Linked DNA regions of Homo sapiens: region 1 is linked to region 2. A link is an interaction called in ENCODE POLR2A ChIA-PET data of the cell type or tissue named here. Cell type or tissue: Panc1. All regions are shown on one strand. Links, peaks and the distances in the headings refer to the core of each region. The heading gives the core; the rest is flanking DNA.

The links. ChIA-PET counts read pairs that join two places held together with the same protein. Peaks named below come from ENCODE experiments on the same cell type or tissue, not always from the same donor. Only the 100,000 strongest peaks of a DNase experiment are listed, where the experiment ranks them.
Region 1: POLR2A ChIA-PET joins it to region 2 with 10 read pairs; 5 of 35 experiments call an interaction of 5 or more read pairs at or near these places.

Annotation. Positions count from the first base shown.
Region 1 is chr1:67,129,611-67,141,946 of GRCh38, forward strand. It overlaps C1orf141 (chromosome 1 open reading frame 141), which reads right to left and starts at 5,360. Exons shown (of 8, transcript NM_001276351.2): 1 at 5,320-5,360; 2 at 1,532-1,617. It also overlaps a transcript of IL23R not described here. RefSeq lists an enhancer at 7,593-8,103. In Panc1, for the core only: no CTCF peak of the experiment used is centred there; no DNase peak of the experiment used is centred there.
Region 2 is chr1:67,205,723-67,208,222 of GRCh38, forward strand. It overlaps IL23R (interleukin 23 receptor), which reads left to right. Exons shown (of 11, transcript NM_144701.3): 6 at 1,188-1,333. Among named protein-coding and RNA genes, the nearest start is that of IL23R, 41 kb to the left of the region's middle. In Panc1, for the core only: no CTCF peak of the experiment used is centred there; no DNase peak of the experiment used is centred there.

The sequences.
Region 1 (12,336 bases), core at 3,930-6,429, 72 kb before region 2:
TTGTGGTACCTAACTAAAACACAGTGAGAAGCCAGGGTAAGAGAAAACACTCAGGGCACAGAACATCGCTCCAAAAATGCAGTCCCTCTGCAAGTCTGGCAGCTGAAATTGACTGCTGTGACCTAAACCAGTTGTATCTAATAGCTACTGAAAAGACCTGTGGCAACTCTAAACCAATTTTGCCCACAGCCTTCACTTACCAATCTTGTCAGTGCCTCAAAACCTCACTAGTGCCAATTTGTAACATTTCCTGGTTTTATAAAACCTCTAACCTATTCTTTGTTCTTCAGAATATACTGAAGACTACTGCTCTGTGTGTATGCCCTAATTGCAATTATTTCCTCCCAAATAAATATTTTGATTTTAGAGATTAGTCTCTATATTTTATTTGACATTGACAGGGTAAAGGCATTAGCATAATGTGAATGCTGATGACTTTCTGGATTTCTTACAGGACAATAGGGGACAGATTTTGAAAGAGAACATACATTATGATTATGTGGACATATTTTCTTTTCAGACCCAAGAAACATCCCTCTTGTAAAACTAAACTAAACTAAAACTCTCCGAGGAGTTTTAGCTTTTGTGTTTCCCTTAAACATAATATGAGTTCAAGAGGGGGAGAAGGCTTTCATATTCCCCACCTAAGTTTATTTTACTGGAGACAAAGATTTCTATTTTTCAGCAAGACACAGGTAAATAACTGGAAGAATCAATGTATTGAAGTGAATGAGTTTCCCAGTTTGGGGAACGTATAAACTACATGAGGGCCAGCTGAAACAATGCTGCTCATTTGTGAGAAAGAACAGAAAGCAGATCTTTTTACAGTAAGGTGTCCTACACCTCTCACTTTTAGTCACCCCATCTTCAACACCACATAGGACATTTTAAGAGGCAAAATGTCATCCCATTATACACACACACATACGCACATGCACGCACATGCACACACAGCTGTATTTTTCTATATACAGTTAACCATAGCATGAAATAATTTTTATGTTTTTGCTTTAAAAATAGTTTGCTAAGAGTAAATTATTTGGCTATGAATGATTTCTGGAAAATCACTGTGCAGATCATGAATTTTTTTGAAGTGAGAAAAACTAACCAATTATTTTCAAGGGTCAACAACAGTTTTATGAATACTAAATTTGCCGGTTAATGAAATTGACTGAATGTTAGTTTTGTAGTATTAATTTCATATTTTGAAACTAATACAATTTTTTCAGTTTGCAAATTCTTTTCTCCCATCGGTCTTTGGCAATGTGCCAATGGTGCCTAATGGATAAATGGCCCTGGGAAAAAGTGGAGGTGAGGAAACACTATAGATTAACTTGCTTGCTTTCATCATTATATTTCATAAGTTCATCAAGGGCCTATTTTGTGTCTCCTCAAATAAATGCTGAGAGCAAAGGAACATCAGTACTAATATGATGGTGTTCCCCAACTACTTTGCATAAACTAACTACTAATCTTTTAATGCAAAATGAATCAAGACGATATTAAATGGGCTGGGCGCAGTGGCTCATACCTGTAATCCCAGCACTTTGGGAGGCTGAGGCAGGCGGGTCACTTGAGGTCAGGAGTTTGAGACCAGGCTGGCCAACATGATGAAATCTATTAAAAAAAGAAAAATACAAAAAAAGAAAAGAAAATTAGCTGGGCATGGTGGTGCATGTTTGTAATCCTAGCTACTCTGGAGGCTTAGGCAGGAGAATCCCATGAACCCGGGAGATGGAGGTTGCAGTGAGCCAAGATCACACTACTGCACTCCAGCCTAGGTGACAGAGTGAGACTCCTTCTCAAAAACCAAAAACAAACAAACGCAATGCCATCAGAGCTGTCTTTCTTAAACAGGACACTGATCAGGACCAGTTCCAGCCCACAAACCTTGGCTTGCTCTCATAACCTGAAGAATACCCAAACTCTTCAGATGACATATGAGACCATCCAAGAAAAGATAGTCCAGGATCTGGCTCAGCCCACCTTTCTAGTTTATTCCTCCTTCCCCTTTCTGTTCCACCATTTTCTACCACTCTTACTTCCTGGACACGTCCTGCCCTTTTCTCAAGCACACCATTCACTCCTGCATTTCCTTCTACTCAGAATGTTCTCCCACATGTCTTCCAGTCAAAAGCCTACTCTTTATGAAATATGGTATGAAGACTACCTCTTCTTTTTTTTTTTTTTTTTTTTTGAGATGGAGTCTCGCAGTCTAGGCTGGAGTGCGGTGGCACAATCTTGGCTCACTGCAACTTCCACCTCCCGGGTTCAAGTGATTCTCCTGCCTCAGCCTCCTGAGTAGCTGGGATTACAGGTGCCCGCCACCACACGCAGCTAATTTTTGTATTTTTGGTAGAGATGGGGTTTCACCATATTGGCCAGGCTGGTCTCAAACTCCTGACCTTGTGATCCGCCCACCTCGGCCTCCCAAAGTTCTGGGATTACAGTGCCCAGTCATGACTACCTCTTCTATGAAACTTTCCTTGGCATTGTCTCATTCCTTGTCTCGGTGACAGTCTATTTATTGTGTGCTCCTGGCCTCAAGCAATCCTCCAGCCTCTCAGCCTCCTGAGTAGCTGGGATTACAGGCAAGAGCCACTACACCAGGTTTTAAGAGGTTTACTCGCTGGGCGTGGTGGCTCACATCTGTAATCCCAGCACTTCAGGAAGCTGAGGCAGGTGGATCACTTCAAGTCAGGAGTCGAGACCTGCCTGGCCAACATGGTGAAACCCTGTGTCTACTAAAAATACAAAAAAAAATTAGCTGGTCATGGTGGCGCACGCCTGTAATCCCAGCTACTTTGGAGGTTGAGGCAGGAGAATAACCTGAACCCAGGTGGCGGAGGTTGCAGTGAGGTGTGATCGTGCCACTGCACTCCAGCCTGGGTGACGAGCGAGTCTCCATTTCAAAAAAAAAAAAGAGGTTTACTCTTTGACAGATCTCTTCCTTACTGGGTTGAAAGCTCATTTGAAGCAAGAATTGACTTATCCACCTCCGACTCTCAGCCTCAGGCAAAGCGTTTTACATCTAACGGGGATTTGAAAATTACAATTTAATTTGGAGATGTCTCTGAATATAAATTTTTAGGAAGAGTAATCCTAGTTTATCTGTAATAAATGATGTTACTTCATAATGATTTACTGGAAGATGAAATAAAAAGTTGAGTGTATTATTATAAAATGGGGTTATTGCCAATCTAAACTTGGTAAAATTGTTTTGAAAGGAAACTTGGATTTATGTTCTTAATTTCTAGCACAGTAGTGACAGTTTTTTGTTGTTGTTTGTTCGTTTGTTTTTAAAGAACACAATGAAATAGAGGCCATGCCAATTGGGGCAGAATGAATTCCCAATTACTCTCACAGTGAATCATCTACAGGCCTCACTGCAAAAACTTGCTCTCAACAAAAATTGTAGGTCAATATTATTAGCATATCAGAGACTAAGTCATATCTAAAATAAAAATGTCTTAAATATTTTAAGAGAACAATTTTATTTTAACAGCACCTTTGGGACTAAAAACAAACAAACAAAAAATAACAAAACCCAGTGTCGTCAATATAATAGGCTCAGCTGAGAAGAGTTCTTCAGCAAGTTCTAAACAACTCAGGAAAACTAAGAATCTCTAAAGTTACAAACTAAAGGCCTGAGAAATTATCTAGAAAATGCAGGCTTAAATTAAAATTCACTTCCATTATGTGGCTTTATCAGTTCAAATGCTTACTCCTTGAGGACGAGGCCACTTCTTACACTCTTATCTGACACAGTCCACTACTGAGACCACAGTAGGGACTCACTTCATCTGTTAAATGATTAATGTTTACTCAATAATTAGATAACTGGCTGAGTTATCTCCATCTCACATTCCAAGGATAGACTTAGGGGAATCTTTTTTCTTTAAATCTAAAATGTTGATAAATGGCCCATATTATAGGCTGAATTATGTTGCCCCTAAATTCGTATGTTGAAGTCCTAGGCCCCAGGATCTCAGACTGTGATTGTATTTGGACATACAGCATTTAAAGAGTAAAGTTAAAATGGGGTTGTTAGGGTAGGCCTCTGGCCAGTATGACTGGTGTCATATAAGAAGAGGAGATTGGGACACCGAGGATACACAGAGGAAAGTCGTTGTGAAGATTCAGTGAGAAGGCAGCCACCACCCCAAGCCAAGGAGCGAGGCCTCTGAAGAAAACAACCCTGCCCACCTCTCCATTTCCAACTTTTAGTGTCTAGAACTGTAAGAAAACAAATTTCTGTTGTTTAGCCACTCTGTCTATGATGTTTTGTCATGACAGTCCCAGCAAGCTAGTACAGCCCAGGCACTGAGAACTAATTTAAAAACCCGACCTATGTGCTTAGTTCCGCATTATGCATTTTCTTGTCCCTTATTTATTTATTTTTATTTTTGAGACGGTCTCACTGATTCTGTCACCCAGGCTGGAGTGCAGTGGCTGCGATCTCAGCTCACTACAACCTCCGCCTCCCAGGTTCAAGCGATTCTCCTGCCTCAGCCTCCCCAGTAGGTGGGACTACAGGCGCCCACCACCATGCCCGGCTAATTTTTGTATTTTTAGTAGAGACGGGGTTTCGCCACTGTGGCCAGGCTGGTCTCTAACTCCTGACCTCAAGTGATCCGCCCGCCTTGGCCTCCCAAAGTGCTGGGATTACAGGCGTAAGCCAACGCGCCGGCCTGGAAGGGAAGTTTCTAAGAAAAACTACTAAGGAATTTTAAAACTATGATGTACGTGGATTGTGGAGTATTATTGTGGGCGACTAATCAGATAATGATTGCAAGAATTGATTAGCCAGCTCGAAATCGCAGCACAATTACCGCAGGGGCGATCAGCTTCCACCATCCATTCCAGGATGTTGGGAGTCGTCAATTTGGAAATGTATCAATTAAGCGGCCCCCAGAGCCTCTCGCATCTCTTGCCCGGCCCCGAGTCACCTTCCCCCAGGTGCCTCCATCTCGCTGGAAACATAGGAAGCCCGACTCAAACGCTCTATGCCTATGGTCGTTTCATGGGAAAGCAAAATTAAGGGCAACATTGAGGAAGCTCATTAATATTTAGTTTAGAAGATGCAAAGGGTTCTTCCGCGAACCTGGAAGAGCCCCCCGGGCTCGCCTCTCGCCGCGGTCCCACACTTGCCTGACCTCAACCACACTCTCCCGGTCCAGGCCCCGCTGGAGAACGTCCCACCGACTCCGGGGACAGAAAGGCCGTTTATGTAAAACGACGTTTTTCCTATTTCGCCTCCCACCCTCATGCAAATTTTGATTTTCAACTCTTCCAACCCTTCCGCACCCTGAAACAAACCTCATCTCCTTTCCTCCCTCTTCTGGCTCCGCGGGTTACTCGCCCCGCCCCCACCCTTCAGTCCCTTAGCAACGCGTCCTCGGTCCGTAGAAACCGGTTGCCGAGCTCTGCCTACCTCTGAAAGGCCTAGAGAGCAGAGTTCTCTTCTCAGAGGGGCTTCGCCCACAGACTTTTGTCACTAAAAGCCCAGGTGACTCCCCAGATGCTTACGGATATTAAAACCGATTATGCTGAAGGAGTGGAAGGAGAGTCAAGTAAAAGAAGAAGATCAAGTAAAAAGAACTGGGGAACAGTGACTTTGTTTCCCCTTATTGTACCTCCTTTCTCCTTTTGTGCTTTCCTGGAAACATCGAATTTCAAAAAGAAGCTTACAAAGTCCACCATACAGCTTGCAGGTCTGAATGGAAGTCAACAGTTTATATTTGAATATTTGATGGAAGATTGCTTTCATGGCTTATGATATTAAAAACAGCAACAACAAAAAACCATTCTTATTTCCAAGGCCAAGAAACCTCCCGTGTGGTTAGTAAAATCACCACTGTATTACGCAAGTTGTGTAGCAGACTTGGCTGCACACACACATACCACTTAGCATTTTTATGAGACATAATGGAGATACACTGACATACATTCTGCTGTATTTACTGTATCCTAAGGAACCATTTGTCCTTATTGCTCACTTGTGTGAGCAGAAAATGCACTAAGGCCATGGGAATCATTTATTTTTAGAGCCATAATCTAAAAATGACTGACTTGAAAACAGCTTGTATTTAATTTAAAATGATGGGGAATTTCACAATATTGGTTACATTTTAAGTCAGGGGTTGTTCATCATTCCAAGAATGTACCTTATCTGATGCATCAAAATAGGGGGAAAAGCTTTAAAAAACAGCACTTCAACATCTGTGAGAAGAAAAGGAAAAAAAGCACCAGAATTAATCATCACAAGTCTGTGCTAGTGGCAATGGCAAAACTGCAAAAAAAAAAAAAAAAAAAAAGTATAGTTATGTAGCAATCCAAATTTGGCTAGAAATTGATATTAATAGTCAATGCATGAAAACACTGGAATCAATTTATTTCAAATATTTAAAAAACAAAAATACAATCATTAAAAGTAGAAGGTAGTTTGATTCTTTTCTGTTGCCCAGACTGGAGCACAGTGGTGTGATCATAGCCCACTGCAGCCTCAATCGCCTGTGCTCAAGTGGTTCTCCCACCTCAGCCTCCCTAGTAGCTAGGACTACAGGTGCATGCCACTATGCCAGGCTAATTTTTTTATTTTTATTTTTTTGTAAGGACAGGGGTCTCACTATGTTGCCCAGGCTAGTCTTGAACTTCTGGTCTCAAGTGATCCTCTTGCCTTGTTCTCCCAAAGTGCTGGGATTACAGATGTGAGTAGCCACTGCGACTGGCCAAGGTAGCTTGATTCTATTATATTTTTTAAGCCATATACATTCAGGAACAATGGTTTGTATGGAATTGATAACTGGAATCTAGTTGATAGTGGTGATTTGTCTAAGATTGTTGTAATACCTTCAGCTCAAAAATTTGTACAGAGGTGAAAATTAGCTTCTTAAGAATTCAGTTCAGAAACGTTAGCTACTCATTAATCTTCAGTCAATAAAATTTGTAAAGCATGAATCTTATGAAATTCTTAGAATATTATCATTATCTCAGTTAATATTTATGGAACACGTTCTGCATGTCAGGTACTAGGCTACAACTTTAAAATAGTTCTAATTTCATCCTTTACTTTTCATTCTTAAACCTTAATTCGTATCTATGGAAAGGGTATTATCTTTGATTTTAGAAAAGACCTGACTGAAATTCAAAGAAACTATGTGATTTGCCCAGCATCTTATAATTAGTAATACAATTATTAATATAACACAAAGTACAAAGTATTTTCTCTTTAATAACAAATGTTTGGTAAATGTACACAAAAAAGAATTCAAGTGGATTTTTTCCTAACTACTTTAATTGCTCTCAGTTAAATTCAGTATTTACTGAATGAGTTCATGAACCTATTATAGATAAATACTGGGTAAAGGAGCCTAATGAATGTTTTATTTTAAAAGTATACAGATTTCTTAAAATATAAACTGTATACTATAAGAAAACAAAGAAAATAAAATCTGCAGACTTTTTCCTGCTTCCTTTGAAGTAGGCCAACTACAAAGTTAGAAAGCACATTCCCCAAAACTGCCCTTACTTCTGACACCAAGTTCAGGGGGCCGTCAAAACCCTGAATAGAACCCTCAGGTTCGATAATTTGCTAGAAAGACTCACAGACCTTACTGAAAGCTATTGTATTTAGGGTTATAGTTTATTACAGGGAAAGGTTACAGATTACAACTAGCCAAGGAAAGAAGTTCACAGGGCAGAGTCAGTCCCGAAATAACAAATGTGGAGCTTTTATTGTCCTCTTCCTGTGGAGTCAGGACAGGTTACTCCCTAGCATTGTTGAATGACAATGCACACATGGAGATCTGCCACCCGGGGAAGCTCACCCAATCATTGTGTTCAGAGTTTGTAGTGGGGCTTCATCACACAGGCATAATCGGTTGATTAACCACATGGTTAATCTCTATCTCCAAGTTGATGGATACCACGTGACCCAAAGCCCTTGCCTTAAGTCACATTGTTGATCTTTCTGGAGTGGCCAGTCCCTACTCTAAGACTATGCAGGTGTGGCCACCTCCCCATCCTAAATCACATTGTTAGACTATCTCATATGACTCAAGGTCTCCAGGCAAATAAAGCTCTTTCTATCAGGCATAACATTCCTAGGGCCCAGAGATTATATCTCAGAAGGCAAGGGCAAAGGCCGGACTTTCTTTTCTTTGGGCAAGAGAGTCTTTCCTATAAATTCTTTACTATATACCTACTAGGTTTAGAAAGTATCAAAATTTGTACTTAATCATCCCCAAATGGTGAAAAGCCTGTGATTCTCCACCCCTGCCTTCTGTCCTCTCTTGAGAAAAGAGCATTTTTTTTCCCTTGCCCTACACAAACCATGAAGCCTGGGAGAAGTGTCAGTATTCTTCACCATTCCTAATGTTCCTTTCACATCTTTAAGTTTCTTCTTCCTTAGGAAAAGCTGCCTCTTCTGAGGTTAATGACAACTATCTCCCCATACATATTTACTAACAAATTCCCAGGCATTTCTCACTTTTACAGATTTGGGGACTTTCCCAATGTTCCTTTCCATAATAAATCCATTAAGCCAATAGTTTTGCCTCAAAACTCATTATCTTTCCAGATTAAAGCTATCTTTACTTCATTATCCCCTAACTCTGAAATATTAAGCTCTAACAGGTCCTCTCTGATCACTACCTGTTATCCCTTCTGCCCATTACTTCTCTTATTCTAGATAATGTGCTAGTTGGTCACTTAATGACCTTCTGTCTCTTTTATTTGTGAATCCAATGGACGTCTTTCAGGTCCTATGTTACTTGACAATTCTTCTGAATTGGACACGTTTTACTTCTGGCTCTTTGAAACATTCCCTTCCCTTGGCTTCAATTACACAACTCTCTCCTACTTTTCTTCCTCTGCCTGCTGTAAATATCATTGTACCCTGGGATTCTTTCTTGTTTGTGTGTGTGTTTTTTTTCTCCCTTTGTTTCCTTCCTAGGCTTGACATTCCCTTCCAAATTCAGTCAAAACCATGCAGCATAGAATATAGAACTTCTACCATCTGAGCCCATTCTATGTTGAACTGAGTTCTGATTGTCTTTCTAGCTTTATCTCAGCAAACCCATGGTACAGAAAGTGACTACCTTGTAACTTAATGGGAATTTTCACAAAGTTTTGGGCTTTTTATATCTGTGTCTTTTCATGCTGTTCCCTCAGCACAGGGACTTCAGAACTTCTGCAGCCCCCTGGTTCTAAGGATGGAGAAAGTTATCTATGTTAGGCCAATGAGATCACAACACCCTGACCACAGTGACTGGCTCAGGGAGAAGCAGGTGACTAATGGGAGGCCAGTCAGGGCCCAGACAATTTTATTCCGGGACTTTGAGCCTTCAGGGAAGAAGACTTCCTCTTCTAGTCTGCCTGTTATGACAATTTGAGCCTTATGCTATGGGAGCCACTATGAAGATCCTAAGAGTGGAGTCAATCCAGGGGAAGAAAACTGAGAGCTGGACCTGGGCAGTATCATTTGAGCCCAGGGTCAAGCGATCACTGAACTTAGAGCTACTCTAGACCTCTTCAGCTAACATGATCCAGTAAGTTCTCTTTGTGTATAAACCAGTCTGATTTATTTTTCTATAGAAGTAAGCCTAGAGACTGATAATATGCTCAACAAATATTTGTCAAATGAAAGGAAACCATAAAATGGATAGATTAACTATCTCAGAGGGCTGGTCTGAGAAGTAAATGATTTACCAGTCATTTACTTTTGCTAGGCCAAGCACAGTGCCTAGCAAAAAGCAGGTACATGAAACGTTCATTATGTTTCTATGCCTCCAGCACTCTCCCTGTCACCACACAGTCCACACAACATAGCTCAAAAACTGCTACCTGAACTTGATTATAAGTTCTAAGAAAACTCATATTCACAAAAATTTGACTTCTTCAGTCCTAGGCTTTTTCCCCATAAGTCTTTTTCTTCTATTAAAGACCACAACTTAATATTTACTTATGTTTTTAAAGATCACAACAGTAAACATATTCATTTGTATAGCATCTGCTACAGTTTGAATATTTGTCCCCTCCGAAAGTCATGTTGAACTTTAATCTCCAGTGTGGCAGTATTGAGAGGTGAGGCCTTAATTTATATTTTTTAAAATAAAGATAAAGTCTTGCTATGTTGCCTAGGCTAGTTTCAAACTCCTGGACCCAAGGCATCCTCTACCTCAGCCTCTCCAGTAGCTGTCCTACAGGAAAGACCCACTGCACCCAGCTTGGTGGGGCCTTTAAAAGGTTCTTGGGTCATAAGGGCAGAGCCCTTATGAATGGATTAATGAATTATGGGTTAACAGATTAATGGATTATCATGGGAGTGGGATTGGTGGTTTTATAAGAAAAGGAAGAGAAACCTAAGCGAGCAAGCATAACCCCCTCACCATGTGATGCCCTGTGCCACCGTGGGACTCTGCAGAGACCTCCCAGCAGCAAGAAGTCCCTCACCAGATGTGGCCCCTCAACCTTGCACTTCTCAGTCTCCATAACTGTGAGAAATAATTCCTTTTCTTTATAAATTCCCCATTTTCAGATATTCTGTTACAAGCAACAGAAAATGGACTAAGATAGCATCTTGCAAGGCTTCACTTACTATGCATGCAAAAGCAAAATATTTAAAGTAAAAAATTGTTAGATCTGATTTCATAAATATTTAAAATTTCTGTATGTCAAAAAAAGTCATTAAAAATGTAAGATAGGTTAAACTTGGAAATGTGTATAAACAAAGAGTATCTTAAAATTTTGCAAATCACTAAGGACAAACACCATAATGAAAAAGAATGTATGCTGAATATAGTCACTTTATAAAAGAATACCTACAAATGATCATTAATTATATATTTGATGTTCAATGACATAGTCGAAGTCATGTACATTAAGCCAATAAAATATAATCTTTTTCTTATCATCTTGGCAAGCTGGGGAAAGGAACAGAGAAAGATGCACATCTATGCTCTACTGGTTGAACTGTACATTGTTAGGATGGGAATTTACAGTTTATGTAAAAACCTTAAAAAATGTATTAATCTTTGACTCAGCAGTTTCACTTCCAAAAATTAATATTTAGAAATTAATCATAGAAATGAACAAAACTTGTAACGATGATTTTTATTTAATATTTTTTATAATGGTAAAAAATTTAAAAGTTGATAATAACATCTATCATCTATTTATTGAATTCTCACTTATTAGATTTATTATGTGTCAACAATTGCATTTTCACATACATTGTCTCATTTATTCTTCATTTTATAGATTAAAAAATGAATTTAGAGATATTAAATATTCTGATCAAGATCACAAATCTAGTAAATGGCAGATTCAGAATTTAAACCCAGTTATATTTTTTTCCAAAGCCTATGATCTGAATTACTATTTTTAGATTTTCTTGTCAAAATTTTTGTCTAGCCATAGGATGATAAATATGATGCAGCTGTTACAAGAGGTATGAAGAAATACGTAATAACATAGGAAAATGTGTATGATATTGTGTTAATTGAAGAAATTATAAGATTAGAAAGCTTTATACACAGAATGATTCTTTTAAGACAAAGTATAAGTCTCTGTTCAAAGAAAAAGATCTGTAATAAAACATCCTCAAAAGATAGTTATCTTAGGGTGGTAAAGTATATCTTGGAAATATTTTTCTACTTTGTATACTTTTGTATTTTCTAAATGCACAGACTAATTCATAGTAGAAACTATTAATGTATTATTTTTGCAGCCAACAAGTTATTAAAACACTTCAACATGGCCAAAAGACTTTTTTCTTCTTGTGAGACTGGAAAAGTCAAAAGCCTCTTAAAAAAAAAAAAGTTTGAAATTTCTTTCCACGGGGCACTCAAAAAAGTTTTTACAAGTCCGGTCCAGGGACTCATGTCTATAATCCCAGCACTTTGGTAAGCTGAGGTGGGAGGATCATTTGAGGCCAGGAGATCAAGACCAGCGTAGGCAACACAGCAAGACCCCATCTCTACTAAAATTAAAAAAAATTACCTGGGTGTAGTGATGCATATCTGCAGTCCAGCTATTCAGGAGGCTGAGGTAGAAGGATCCCTTGAGCCCTGGAGGTTGAGGCTGCAGTGAGCTGAGATCACGCCACTGCACACCAGCCTGGGTGACAGAGTGTGCAGTGGGATAATTAAGGAATCAGAGAGACCGTGGGATTGAGGAGGAATTATTTAATTATTTAGGTGCACGGACCCAGTCGATTAACATCCAAAGGGCTGAGACCCAAACAGAGTTAAGCTACCTTTTAAGCATTTCGTGGGGCAGGGGGAGATTTGTGCAGGGGGAAGCGTATTACAGAAGGGAGAAACAAAGACAGTT
Region 2 (2,500 bases), core at 1-2,500:
CTGCTTTCTTCAAATAAAATTTCAAGGAAGGACAGATTTATTTTAAAGGAGAACAAAACAAGTTAGCAATAGATATAAATATTCATATGTTTCCCTAATACACAAGAGAAGGAGAAGATTATTGTGATAAAAGATCTGAATTGAACATCCATCTTTCTTTCTTTCTTTCTTTCTTTCTTTCTTTCTTTCTTTCTTTCTTTCTTTTTCTTTCTTTCTTTCTCTTTTTTTTTCTTTCTTTCTTTCTTGCTCTTTCTGTCTCTTCCTTTCTTTCTCTTTTCCTTCCTCCTTTCCCTTCCTTTCTTTCTTTTTTGACAGAGTCTCGCTCCGCCACCCAGGCTGGAGTGCAGTGGCATGATCTCAGCTCACTGTAACCTCTGCCTCCCGGGTTCAAGCGATCCTCCTGCCTCAGCCTCCTGAGTAGCTGGGATTGGCACGCACCACCACCACGCCGGGCTAATTTTTTCTGTTTTTAGTAGAGACAGGGTTTTGCCACGACGACCAGGCTGGTCTCAAACTCCTGACCTTAAGTGATCTGCCCACCTCGGCCTCCCAAATGCTGGGAATACAGACATGAGCCACCATGCCCAGCCTTTCTTTCTTTTTTTTGAGACAAGCTCTCATTCTGTCGTCCAGGGTGGAGTACAGTTGCACCATCATGGCTCACTGCAACCTTGAACTCCTGGGCTCAAGTGACCCTCCCATCTCAGCCTCCTGAGTAGTTGGAATTTCAGGCACACATCACCACACCTGGCTCAATTTAACATCTTTTCAAATCTGATCATCTGAACTAAATTTGGGTGCATATCATCTCTCCTCGAACAGATGGAGGGAAGAGGGGATAGCTCCTTTATCTCATTTTTATACTCTTTTGTTAACAAGGCTAGGCTCTGGAATTTTATTAGTTAGGATTGTAAGGGAGTGAAAGGTGGGGGAAAGACAGGACTATTAGAGTTCAGTTTTTTTTTTTTTAATGGGGAATGGGCTGAATAGAATTTTCCTTAACAGCAGTTTTCTTCTATGTAACAAATTAGCAAATAAGAAAATGTCCATAATTGTTCATTAGACCATGAATTTTATTTTTTTTTACTTTGAGCTTTCTCATATCTAGATATTGACGAAAAGATGCCAGTTTCTCCCTAGGCAAGTTTTAAACAGCCAGGTCTTTTTTTTTTTTTTTTTTTTTCTAGTGATACCTTCTGCAGCCGTCATTTCCAGGGCTGAGACTATAAATGCTACAGTGCCCAAGACCATAATTTATTGGGATAGTCAAACAACAATTGAAAAGGTTTCCTGTGAAATGAGATACAAGGCTACAACAAACCAAACTTGGAATGTAAGCTCAACTTTCATTATGCTTTAGCATGTGAATGAATGATTTAAAAGCCAACCATCAGTGGCTACAGTGGACTTATTATGTCTATTTTACATGTTTTTAATCTGATTGTTTGCATGATATTCAAGCCACTTTAGTTTTTGTTTTATAATTTCAACTTTTATTTTAGATTCGGGGGCACATGTGCAGGTTTGTTACCTGGATATATTGCATGGTATTGAGGTTTGGGGTATGATTGATCCTGTCACCCAGGTGCTAAGCATAGTTACCAATAATTTGCTTTTCAACCCTTGCCTTCCTACCTTCCTCCACACTCTAGTGTGGTCCCCAGTGTCTATTATTGCCATCTTTATGTCCATGAGTACCTGATATGATTTGGCTGCATCCCCACCAAATCGCAACTTGAATTGTGTCTCCCAGAATTCCCAGGTGTTGTGGGAGGGACCCAGGGGGAGGTAATTGAATCATGGAGGCCAGTCTTTCCCACACTAGTCTCGTGATAGTGAATAAGTCTCACGAGATCTGATGCGTTTATCAGAGGTTTCCGCTTTTGCTTCTTCCTCATTTTCTCTTGCCACCACTAAGTAAGAAGAGCCTTTTGCCTCCCACCATGATTCTGAGGCCTTACCAGCCATGTGGAACTGTAAGTCCAATTAAACCTCTTTTTCTTCCTAGTCTTGGGTATGTCTTTATCATTAGCATGAAAATGGATTAATACAGTAAATTGGTACCAGTAGAGTGGGGCATTGCTTAAAAGATACCCGAAAATGTGGAAGCAACTTTGGAACTGGGTAATAGGCAGAAATTGGAACAGTTTGAAGGGCTCAGAAGAAGACAGGAAAATGTGGGAAATTTGGAACTTCCTGGAGACTTGTTGAATGGCTTTGCCCAAAATGCTGATAGCAATATGGACAATAAAATCTAGGCTGGGGTGGTCTCAGATGGAGATGAGGAACTTGTTAGGAACTGGAGGAAAGGTGACTCTTGTTATGTTTTAGCAAAGAGACTGGCAGCATTTTGCCCCTGCCCTAGAGATCTGTGGAACTTTGAACTCGAAAGATGATTTAGGGTGTCTGGTAGAAGAAATTTCTACGCAGCAAAGCATTCAAGTGGTGATTTGGGTACTATTAAAGGCATTCAGTTTTAAAAGGGAAACAGAACATAAAA